2 separate regions of the Homo sapiens genome follow, and region 1 is linked to region 2. Evidence: read pairs that join two places in POLR2A ChIA-PET (ENCODE). Cell type or tissue: Panc1. All regions are shown on one strand. Links, peaks and the distances in the headings refer to the core of each region. The heading gives the core; the rest is flanking DNA.

Region 1 (5,395 bases), core at 318-5,317, 530 kb before region 2:
GGCGGGCGGATCACGAGGTCAGGAGATCGAGACCATCCCGGCTAAAACGGTGAAACCCCGTCTCTACTAAAAATACAAAAAATTAGCCGGGCGTAGTGGCGGGCGCCTGTAGTCCCAGCTACTTGGGAGGCTGAGGCAGGAGAATGGCGTGAACCCGGGAGGCGGAGCTTGCAGTGAGCCGAGATCCCGCCACTGCACTCCAGCCTGGGCAACAGAGCGAGACTCTGTCTCAAAAAAAAAAAAAAAAAAAAAAAAAAAAAAAAAAAAACATGGTATAGAAGGAACATACCTCAAAATAATAAAAACCATATATGACAGAGCTACAGCTAGTATCATGCTGAATGGGGAAAAACTGAAAGTCTTTCGCCTAAGATCTGGAACAAAACAAGGATGGCCACTGTCACCACTTATTCAACATAGTACTGGAACTCCTATCTAGAGCAGTCAGACAAGAGAAAAATATAAAGGGCATCCACAATGAAAAGGAAGAAGTCAAATTGTCCTTGTTTGCAGATGATATAACCTTACATTTGGAAAAACCTAAAGACTCCATAGGAAAATGATTAGAAGTGATACATTCAGTAAAGTTTCAGGATACAAAATCAACATACAAAAATCAGTAGTATTTCTATATGCCAACAGTGAACAACGTAAGAAAAGAAATAAAAGTAATCCCACTTACAATAGCCATGCATAAAATTAAATACCAAGGAATTAACTTAACCAAAGAAGTGAAAGACCTCTATAATGAAAACAATAAAACACTGTTGAAAGAAATTCAAGAGGACATTAAAAAATGGGAAAATATTTCATGTTCATGGATTGGAAGAATCAATATTGTTAAATATTCACACTACCTAAAGAAATCTACATATTCAATACAATCCTTATCAAAATAGCAATGACTTTCTTCACAGAAATAGAAAAATATATCCTAAAACTTACACACAACCACAAAAGAATAGCAACAAGAATAGCCAAAACTATCCTAAGAAAAAAGACCAAAACTGGAGGAATCACAATATCCAGCTTCAAATTATACTACAGAGCTATAGTAACCAAAATAACATGATACTGGCCTAAAAACATACAGACATATAGACCAATGGAACAGAATAGAGAACCCAGAAACAAATGCACACACCTCCAGTGAACTCGTTGTTGATGAAGGTACCAAGAACCTACACTGGGGAAAAGATAGTCTCTTCAATAAATGGTGTTGGGAAAATTGAATATCCAAACGCATAAGAATGAATCTAGACCCTTATCCAACACCATATATAAAAATAAAATCAAAATGAATTAAAGATTTAAATCTAAGACCTCAAACTATAAAACTACTATAAGGAAACACTGGGGAAAATTTCCAGGACATTGGTCTGTACAAAGACTTCTTGAGCCATACCCTGCAAGTACAGGCAACTAAAGCAAAAACGGACAAATGGGATCACATCAGGTTAAAAAGCTTCCGCACAACAAAGGATACAATCAACAAAGTGAAGAAACAGCCCACATAATGGGAGAAATATTGGCAAACTACCCACCTTATAGGAATCAATAACCAGAATATATAAGGAGCTCAAACAACTCTATTCTAAATAGTCTAATTTTGACCAGATTGGTCAAAATATGGGCAAAATATTTGAATAGACATTTCTCAAAAGAAGACATACAAATGAAAAACAAGTACATGAAAAGGTTCTCAACATCATTGATCTTCAGAGAAATGCAAACCAGAGCTATAATGAGATATCACCTCATCCCAGTTAAAATGGCTTATATTCAAAAGTCAGGCAATAACAAATGCTGGCAAGGATGTGAAGAAACGGGAACACTAGTACACTGTTGGCAGGAATGTAAATTAGTACCACCACTATGGAGAACAGTTTGGAGGTTCCTCAAAAAACGACAATTGGACCTACCATATGATCCAGCAATCCAATAGCTGGGTCTATACCCAAAAGACAGGAAGTCAATATATTAAAGATATATCTACACTCCTATGTTTGTTGCAGCACTGTTTACAATAGCTACGATTTGGAAGCAACCTAAGTCTCCATCAACAGATGAATGGATAAAGAAAATGTGGTACATATATACAATAGAGTAGTACTGTTCAGCCATAAAAAAAGAGTGAGTCCCAGTCGTTTGCAACACCATGGATGGAACTGAGATATCATTACATTAAGTGAAAAAAACCAGGCACAGAAAGACAAACATCACATGTTCTCACTTATTTGTGTGATCTAAAAATAAAAACCACTGAACCTGTGAACACAGAGAGTAGAGGGATGGTTACCAGAGGCTGGGAAGGGTTATGGGGGTATAGAGGGGAGGTGTGGATGGTTAATGAGTACAAAAAAAATAGAAAGAATAAATAACACCCATTATTTGATAGCACAATAGAGTGACCATAATCAATAATAACTTAATTGTATATTTTAAAATAATAAAAAGAGTTTAATTGGATTGTTTGTAACTCAAAGGATAAATGCTTGATGAGAAAGAGACCCCATTCCTTATCATGTGCTTATTTCAAATACATGCCTGAATCAAAACATCTTGTGTACTCCATAAATATATATACCTACTATGTACTCACGCAAATTTTATACATTTTAAATATCTTTTAAAAATTATTTTTCTCAGCCAATTGATGAAAGTACAACTGTCAAAAATCCCCTATTGGTGCAACAACAAAATGCAAATAAAGACCAATTCACTAATGTTGGACTGTTAATAAAAATTTTTCCTTTTGTTCATTTCAGTTTCTCATAATCTAATGAGTTCATATTAGTTTTCCAGTATCTCACTGTTTGTGGAACATCCAAATTGTAGCTCAGAGCCCTGGAATTCAAACTATTCAATAATGCCAGTGGTGATTCACTCAAGAATGCAGTTCATTCACAGAGAATGCTTAGCGGAGTATACAGTAATCCATAGCAATCTTCCCTTCCAGTTCTTTTCTGCCACTTCTAGGTAATACGGATATGAGTAAATAATACTTTCCTGGAGGAGACCATTTGCTCTATTAGATTTCGGGTTCTTACATTCTTAACACTCCATCATTTCTTACTAGGTCTATTAGCCTTCTGAGAAAAAATAGAAAATTCAGCTGTGTCAAGTCAACCAATTGCCACCTAGATGGTGGCTTGACAGGAAGTCTAGCATGAGCCTTGTTCACTGCTGTTTTCCTTAGGTAGGTGCCCACTGCTGGGTCCATGGGTGCTAGCTGAATTAATACAAAGTTCTCTCTTGATAGGAAAAGAAAGTGATTTGATAAATACAGTGTTCAGTAGTATCAAATGTTGAATAAGTTCACTTATCTTATTGCCTGGGTGATTATTTAGTTGTTTAAGGGATTGCACCCAATAGAAAAAGTTTTACTCTCAGATAGAAACAGAGTCTTATGTAAAATGGTTTAATGATACCTCATAAAGTTATGAATAGTAAATGCAGTAATATCTGCCAAGTGGCTAAGGTATGATGCTTAGTACAATTAGATGTGGTCAGCAAATGTTTATGTTCAGTGTTAATATTGAGTGTAGGTGAGGTTGTTTATAATGCCACTAAAGGTAAAAATTAATATATCCTGTACAGTTTGCACTAGCAACTCAATAAAGTGGCCTCAAAAGAAAAGTAGAAGAGAAATAGTATACCTTGCTAATTCTAGATGATAGTATAATACAGATGTTAGATGTTGCTGTCTTTATCTTAGAAAGTTGATTAGCAAAAAGCAAAATGGTAGCTGAAGTTTGTGTTCAAATCCAGAATTATAATGCAGCAGCACAGACACCAGAAACCCTGAACTATGACCCTCACATGGACCTGCTTCTCCTATACCTCACCATACCTTCTATATTCCAATTTTTTCATCTGAAATTTTCAATTCTGAGTATTATAGTTTTGACAGTAGTTCTTTGTATCAGCTGGATCATCTGCTGTTATCTTTGAGAAGATGCTGATGAATTAAAAGTGGTTGCTTTTAATTGAGAGCGTATATTTGCACTTTAATAGTGTTCTGCTGTTGGCTTGAGTCACTCAAGAGTGACTCAGGATTCAGGATCTCATACTCCCACTCTGGCTTCTCTGACTCATTTTTTCCAAAGGAAGACTCATTTATCCAGTGAGTAAAAAACTGTGTTCCCTAGTTTCTTTTTTTTCTGGGATCCTTAACTATATATTTACCACTCTATTATGAAGTCATCTTCTAGTGTATGTTTTGCACTGCAGCCATCACCCCTGGATTCTGGATGCAGAAGGAACATTGTGGACAAGGGATGGGGAGGAAGTAGAAATATGGTTCCAGTCTGGGGCTGAGTTTCATCTTCCAATCCAGGTTTTATTGGTTTTTAAAACTTAATTTTTGAATATTCATTTGACTCCTGTGCTTGTTTCTCAATTGCTTCAGAGGAAAAGGGTAAGATGATTACCTAAATTATTCATGTAAATTTCTTAAACCTCACAGTAAACAATCTGTGTCTTTGAATTCATGAGAGACCATTCTATGACTCTCCAGGCACATGATAATTTGGGAAAGAAAAAACAAAACAAACTTGAATGTGGAAATATGATCACTTATGACAGAAGAGCTGATGATTATTCAGAAATATAGTTATCCACATCTTTGGTAAGAAAGGCATATCAGAAGTTGGACATCCATTATTCTTCCAGTAACAGCTGACTCCCAGAGTGACAAGCAGACATAGATGGTAGATTCCTTTGTCAGTCACCAGTAATTCCAACTTTGAAAACAAGGCCGCTACATGTTACTTTTTCATTTTTCCATCACTTACACTGTTTCTGACAGAAGGCTGAGGTAAAGGTGCCAATGTGGGAGTTGAATATTTAGCATTGAGGTTTCTTGCCTTTATCCTTTTACACTGCTAATTTTTATTTACTTTTTTTTTTTGCAAATATGTCTGCTTCCTCATAAAGATCAAGTCTCTGAAAATAATTATACAGTTATTAATTGAAATGAAGAGTCAAATTCTATTTTTAAAACAGAAGTCTCATACATTCTTAAAATTGGAAAGCAGTCTCAAGAGTAGGGAAAACACTTTTCTTTTTGTAGCAGACAGCATTTTATTTGATTCACAATGAATAGGGTTTCTCCTGCCTGACAGCTACACGTGCTGGGCTTAACAGCAGTACATAGGTGTACTTGGAGAGAGAGAAAAGTATATTTTGGAATATTACAGGATGTTAGCGTTTATTATTATGATTTTAATATTCCCTGAAGTTTGCAAAATAGTTTACTACTTAAGTCAACCTTTAAGGGATTTTGATTCCTGAACAATTCTACATGTTCACTAATGTTTCTCCCCCTTGTCTTATTTTTACTTCATGGCAAAATGATGGGATTTAACTTTATTTGGTGGGTGAATGGGTTAAA
Region 2 (5,395 bases), core at 227-5,226:
GCTTTTATAGTACAACTATTTGACTTTTAAAATTATATACGTGGAAAATTTTATTTAAGTAAACAAAAAAAATTTAAAGATTTTTCATGTCTCTAGAAAAAAAACAAGTCGCACTGATGGGCAGAAGAAAGGCTAAAGTCTGCAAAGGATTAAGGAATAAAATCGTGGCTTAAGACCAGTGTACAACCAAGTCATGAATCCATTTAAGTAAACAATCAGGCATTTTTAAATACTCTAACCTATGGGCAATTCACCATCTATGGGAGTTTTCTTTTGAAATACATAAATGTAGTAAAACCATTCGAACATAAAATTTAGCCAAAGAAAAGATACATGTAAAAAGAGAAAAAAATGTAGATATTATATTTATGAAACAGAATACAAATGTAAAATTTGACAATTAAAATAAAATCCAACTTTAAAAAATTGAAATTATTGGAGTGAAGGTGGGAGAATTTGTAAGAGGTGTATTAAATATTTTACAAAACCTATCTAAAATTAAAATATGTGCTCCAAAAAATAGAGCACAGTGATTCCGATCTTTTGGTCTTTCTTTCATAGTTTTTCCATAAATTTAGAGGGAACTATAGTAAATATTTATCAAAATATTTACTATTTATTCAGATGCTTTGTTATTTTTATAATCAAGTCAAAATAAGTTGAACAATCTTATTGGATTGGCATTCATAGTACAATCCTGTTTTATAACATTTTATCTCCCTATCAAACAATATTTTTATCTGTACACCCTTCTCTGCATTTGTGCAGCAGAGAAAGACATCTGAATGTTGTTATCTTAGTGTTAACATGGTTATTTTGAAGGTGCTGTTTATTTTCTTCTTTATAGTCTAGTTAGTTGTTTGAGTTCTCTAAAATGAGGCTGAATCATATAACTGTTTCTTTAAAAAAAGATGAAGAAAATTGTAAAATATCTAGTAACCAAAAAATTCTGTCAAAGGAAAAGAGGAAACACAAATACCCATTAACGTCAATGAGGAGATCCCAGTCCAAGTTTTCCATTACACTGATTGGCAGAAGTTTTCCAGAAGATCTGGAATCCATGACTATCTAACGAAGCTTTCCCACCCCAGGTGTTTATTTTCAGTTTTACCACCATGTCCTTCCTCTACATGACAGCAAACTTTGTAAGTCTGACAGAACATCATGTCTCTCTCTGTGCACTTTGAATCCCATTTTCTCAAGATGGTTTAACCTCATTTTCCCCTTAATCAGTTTCTAGGTTTTTCTTATAAGGCTAAATCTGACTAGAATGTGCCAGATGCTTTAAATGTGTCCATGACAATTTATTTATTTATTCAGACAAGCTCATTTTGCCCTTTACACTTCACTGTATATTTGTCCTATTCTTTCCTGGCGTAAATTAAAGATAAAATCTTAAGATCCTCACTGATTGAACAGATTTCCTCTTGGCCAAGGGGATCCCAGGAAAATCTTAAAAACTGAATTTCTAGACACAACAAGATGGAAGATCAGACATGCCTCATTATATCCCCCTCCCTTTTGCTGTTTAGACACAACAACTGTATTAATGTTAAAATGGAGATCATAAGACTGACAGAATGGACTGTTTGTGACAATAAAGTACTAAATTATAACCAGGACCTAAGCCATTCCAAGCAATGATTTAAGTCATGCCCAACTATGCTTAAAAAATATGCTATGTTCTAACTGCCACAATGTTCCTTTTTCTCTAGGAGCTAAACAAGCACAGGCCTTTAGATTACCAATTGAAGCAATTGCAGGTCACCAACCATCAGACACTGACTAATTGAGTCTCCCACCCCTATCTCCTTGACAACCACCTCACTCCTCACTCCTGTTCCACCAACCATAGCTACAGCTTTGATTAGACAAGAGACTGGTTTCTGTAACTTTCTCCTGATAAGACCACCAGTGATGGGCTAGTTCTGGCCAGTTTACAGAGGCTGTGCAATGAGTGCCTTGGTATCCTGAAAAGACCTTTTGACTTACAGAACCTAAATATAATGAATTTAAATGTTAAGTTTCCACCCCAAGGTGAACATAAGTCATATGTTACATACATATTTGTTCACTACGCATGTGTCAGGACCACCTTCATGAATATTCATAACTCCTCCTTAACTCATTGAATATATATGTTTAGCCAACCTTTTCAGCAGAAAGCTCCTACCTAAATCCCTTCACTTTCCAAGTGCCTGGTAATGGTTTCAGCCTGAAGCACACTTCCCAGCCTGTCAGAATGGCCACCTTGCAGGCTGTAATACTTAATGAGAAAAATGTCTCCTTTTCCAAATTTATAAAGACCTTGTGATTTTTAAGTTAACACTGGATTGCTGTCTCCCAGCCCACACCCTACTCTTGTCATATTGGCCACACTTCACTGCTGATTGTGCCCTAAAAATCCCCGTGCTCTGATGAGCAGGTTGATCTGCTTCTCAGCATGTACCACAGACTTGGTTCTGGCATGTATCCTGTTTCTATGCACTGGAGAAGCTGAACAGCTCCACGTCCCTCCTCACTATGCCCCCTCTGGTGTAAGGCAATGTGGCGATTTTTGAGAGGTCTGTGTGGCAGTTACACATCAAATAAAATGTTATTCAAAAGACTGTCTGTAGAATTAATAATCAAAGACAAAAGCAGTAGCTAAGAAAAAAAAGTAAAGCAGGCACCCAGATGTAAAGACGGTGAACCATCAGAGTGAAAACTCATAAATAGAAGATAAGTGGATAAGTCTCTCTCCTAATGAGGGAGATGGGAAAAAAATAGAATGACAAATGATTTCTAAAGTGGTTAAGATCCAGGTGGTTAAGAATCTAAATTGGGGGATTGTTTTAAGCAGGCCAATGCTAAAAGGAGTTAAATCTGTACTTGTAGGAGTGCAGATTATTTCATGCATTTAGGGCTGTGTGAACCAGCTTTAGGTACACTCCGGGTATTGCTGAAGTTTCTGGGATCCTTATCTAGAACCAGCTCTGATATCTGGTGTAAATGCTAAAATGCACAAGATATCTGTTATAGATATACATGTTGCAATAATCTAATGCTTAACCTTCACTCTCCATCCCGATAGATAGGATCTCAGAGCCCTGTGCCATCCAAGATGGGGCAGCTAAAGGTTAAATTCCAACTCCTGTATTTGGCTTATTCTTTTAGGACACGTAATGTACCCATTTAGAAAATTCTAGAGAAGAACAATACTCTTCTCAACCCTGTTCTCTAGCTGGACCCAACTACAAGTATGGCTGCTATAAGGACCAGAATATGTACCTTTCACAGACTTTGGTTCTGTTCCCAGTTGGTTTTTGACACTGAAAGTGGCACATCAGAGCTCCTTCTCTAAAAAGGGGCTTTAGTCAATGTCTATGGCATGCAGTTTCAAGAAAGTTATCTCTTGTGTGTGCTGCTTAGGCTCTGTCCTGCTGTCCCAGAATGTTTGCTTTTTGCCTGGGAGACGAGTGAGAGCTGTATTAGCTTGGCAATCCTGCCATTATTTAGCTTAGTGGTTAAGAGTATAAGCTCCAAAATCAAGCTCAGAAATTAGATGGACTCTACTACTCACTGCCTGTGTGAACATGGGTAAATTTCTTAAATTCTCTGTGCCTGTTTTCTTGTCTGTAAAATGGAGCTAATTATACTACCAATTTTTATATATGAAAGTACGTTAAATTAGAAAGTTGCACAGAGACAAATGGAGTTGCAATCAAAAAGATTCAGCAGGAGGATCACAGAAAATCCACAAGTACCCTATGAAAGAGTCAGCTTTAAATATCAGTCAGTCTCAAAGATCATGAAGACAATACTGGGGAAGTAAGAATTGTCATAAACTCCTTACCTCTCCTCCTTACCCTCTACCCAATCCAACCAAGGAGGGATCCAAAAACATACTAAGGAGAAATGGAGATAAAGGAGAATCAGAGGAAAATCCAATTATATTTCTCTCCCCTTAGTTAAGAGAGGAGGGGCCTTAACTTGCATTGAGTAATGAAGTGTTTATTAATATATCAAAATGCCATTCTAATAGAGACTAGTATCTTGAAGCAAAAAATAACTATATGATGTTATTACCTAAAATCCATCAGAAAAATTGTGTGACTTCCTAAGTTTGCATTCAGTGACTGGAGTGACACCACCTCCATAGAAGATGTAAATGGACTGTGAGGTTGAAAATACAGGTGGGTTCTGGTTTCTCCCCATGGGTCATGCTTATTCTATACATGGAAGATTGTTGTGAAGATTAAATTAATTGACACATATGAGTTGTTTAGGATAGCACCGGGCACCTGTGGGAGCTCAGAAAGCTGACCAATAAAGTCATCATCATCATCATCATCATCAATAGCAGCTAAAATTTATCATAACAGATCATGTCTATTTTATGCATTACAAAGCTTAGTTTAAAAAGTCCCTTACAACTTTGCTCCTCATCAAAGTCCCTCTGGGCAAAGTCAACCAAACAAACAAAAAACATTAGTATAAATTTTCCTACTTTCCATTAAATTCAAAGATGTCTTTCTCTCTTTTCCTTTTAGTTCATATTCATGATTGAATCTTGGTTCTGCCACCTCTGAGTTAAGAGAGATTTTAATTGGGTCATTTTACCTCTCAGAACCTCAGATTTCTTTTCTGTAAAATGAATCTGTTAACACCTACCTTTACAGGGGATGTGGGAATATTTGAGCTACTGTATTTTAAGTGTATGCTGCCTACTAAAATACTGGTGTTCTAATGCGCTAAAAGGACCCAGGGAGACATGGCCCTTCTGAACCTATCTCCCATGCTCCTTCTGCCCTAGCCACAGAGAAAGTTGAATCATGTCAATCTTCTGCTCAACACTTTCTGATGTTTTTTTGTTTTACTCTAAGTAAAGGCCACAGTTTTTATAGTGATCTATGAGATCCCATAGGATATGCCTTTGGATCACATGATCTCCCATTATAATTACTCCATATATGGAAGTTCAATTCCCTTGTCCCCTCTCTTCATGGCACTAGCCAAGTAAACTTCAACCCTAGGGAAACCAGCTTTCAATTTATTCCTTGACAGTACCTGAACAGTTAAACATGACTGAAGAAAAACACTCTGATGCTGACTGGAGCACAAACCTCAAATGGCTATTCCCAGCATTCTTTATAGAGGTCCTCTAGTCAATTTTCTTTCCCTTTCTCTAAATATCTCTTCCACATTTCTCATCTCTCCTCAAACCATCAACATCTGACTCCTCATCACTCTCAGACGGCAAAAATGAAGCTCCTTACACTTCTCACCATCAAATCTAACAGCCTGTATGTATGTATTGATGAACATTGACAGGTTTTTTCATTATAACAGATGAATCGCTCATGTTCTAAAACCCACCATTCTATGGGCTTCCATCCACTCTCACTTTCTCAAG

The links. Peaks named below come from ENCODE experiments on the same cell type or tissue, not always from the same donor. Only the 100,000 strongest peaks of a DNase experiment are listed, where the experiment ranks them.
Region 1: POLR2A ChIA-PET joins it to region 2 with 12 read pairs; 2 of 35 experiments call an interaction of 5 or more read pairs at or near these places.

The regions. Positions count from the first base shown.
Region 1 is chr18:29,162,960-29,168,354 of GRCh38, reverse strand. The region is part of intron 1 of LINC02879 (long intergenic non-protein coding RNA 2879); the gene reads right to left. Among named protein-coding and RNA genes, the nearest start is that of LINC02879, 8.8 kb to the right of the region's middle. RefSeq lists an enhancer at 3,341-4,540. In Panc1, for the core only: no CTCF peak of the experiment used is centred there; DNase peaks (open chromatin) are centred at 2,884 and 4,094.
Region 2 is chr18:28,632,156-28,637,550 of GRCh38, reverse strand. No RefSeq gene overlaps it. Among named protein-coding and RNA genes, the nearest start is that of CDH2, 460 kb to the right of the region's middle. In Panc1, for the core only: no CTCF peak of the experiment used is centred there; no DNase peak of the experiment used is centred there.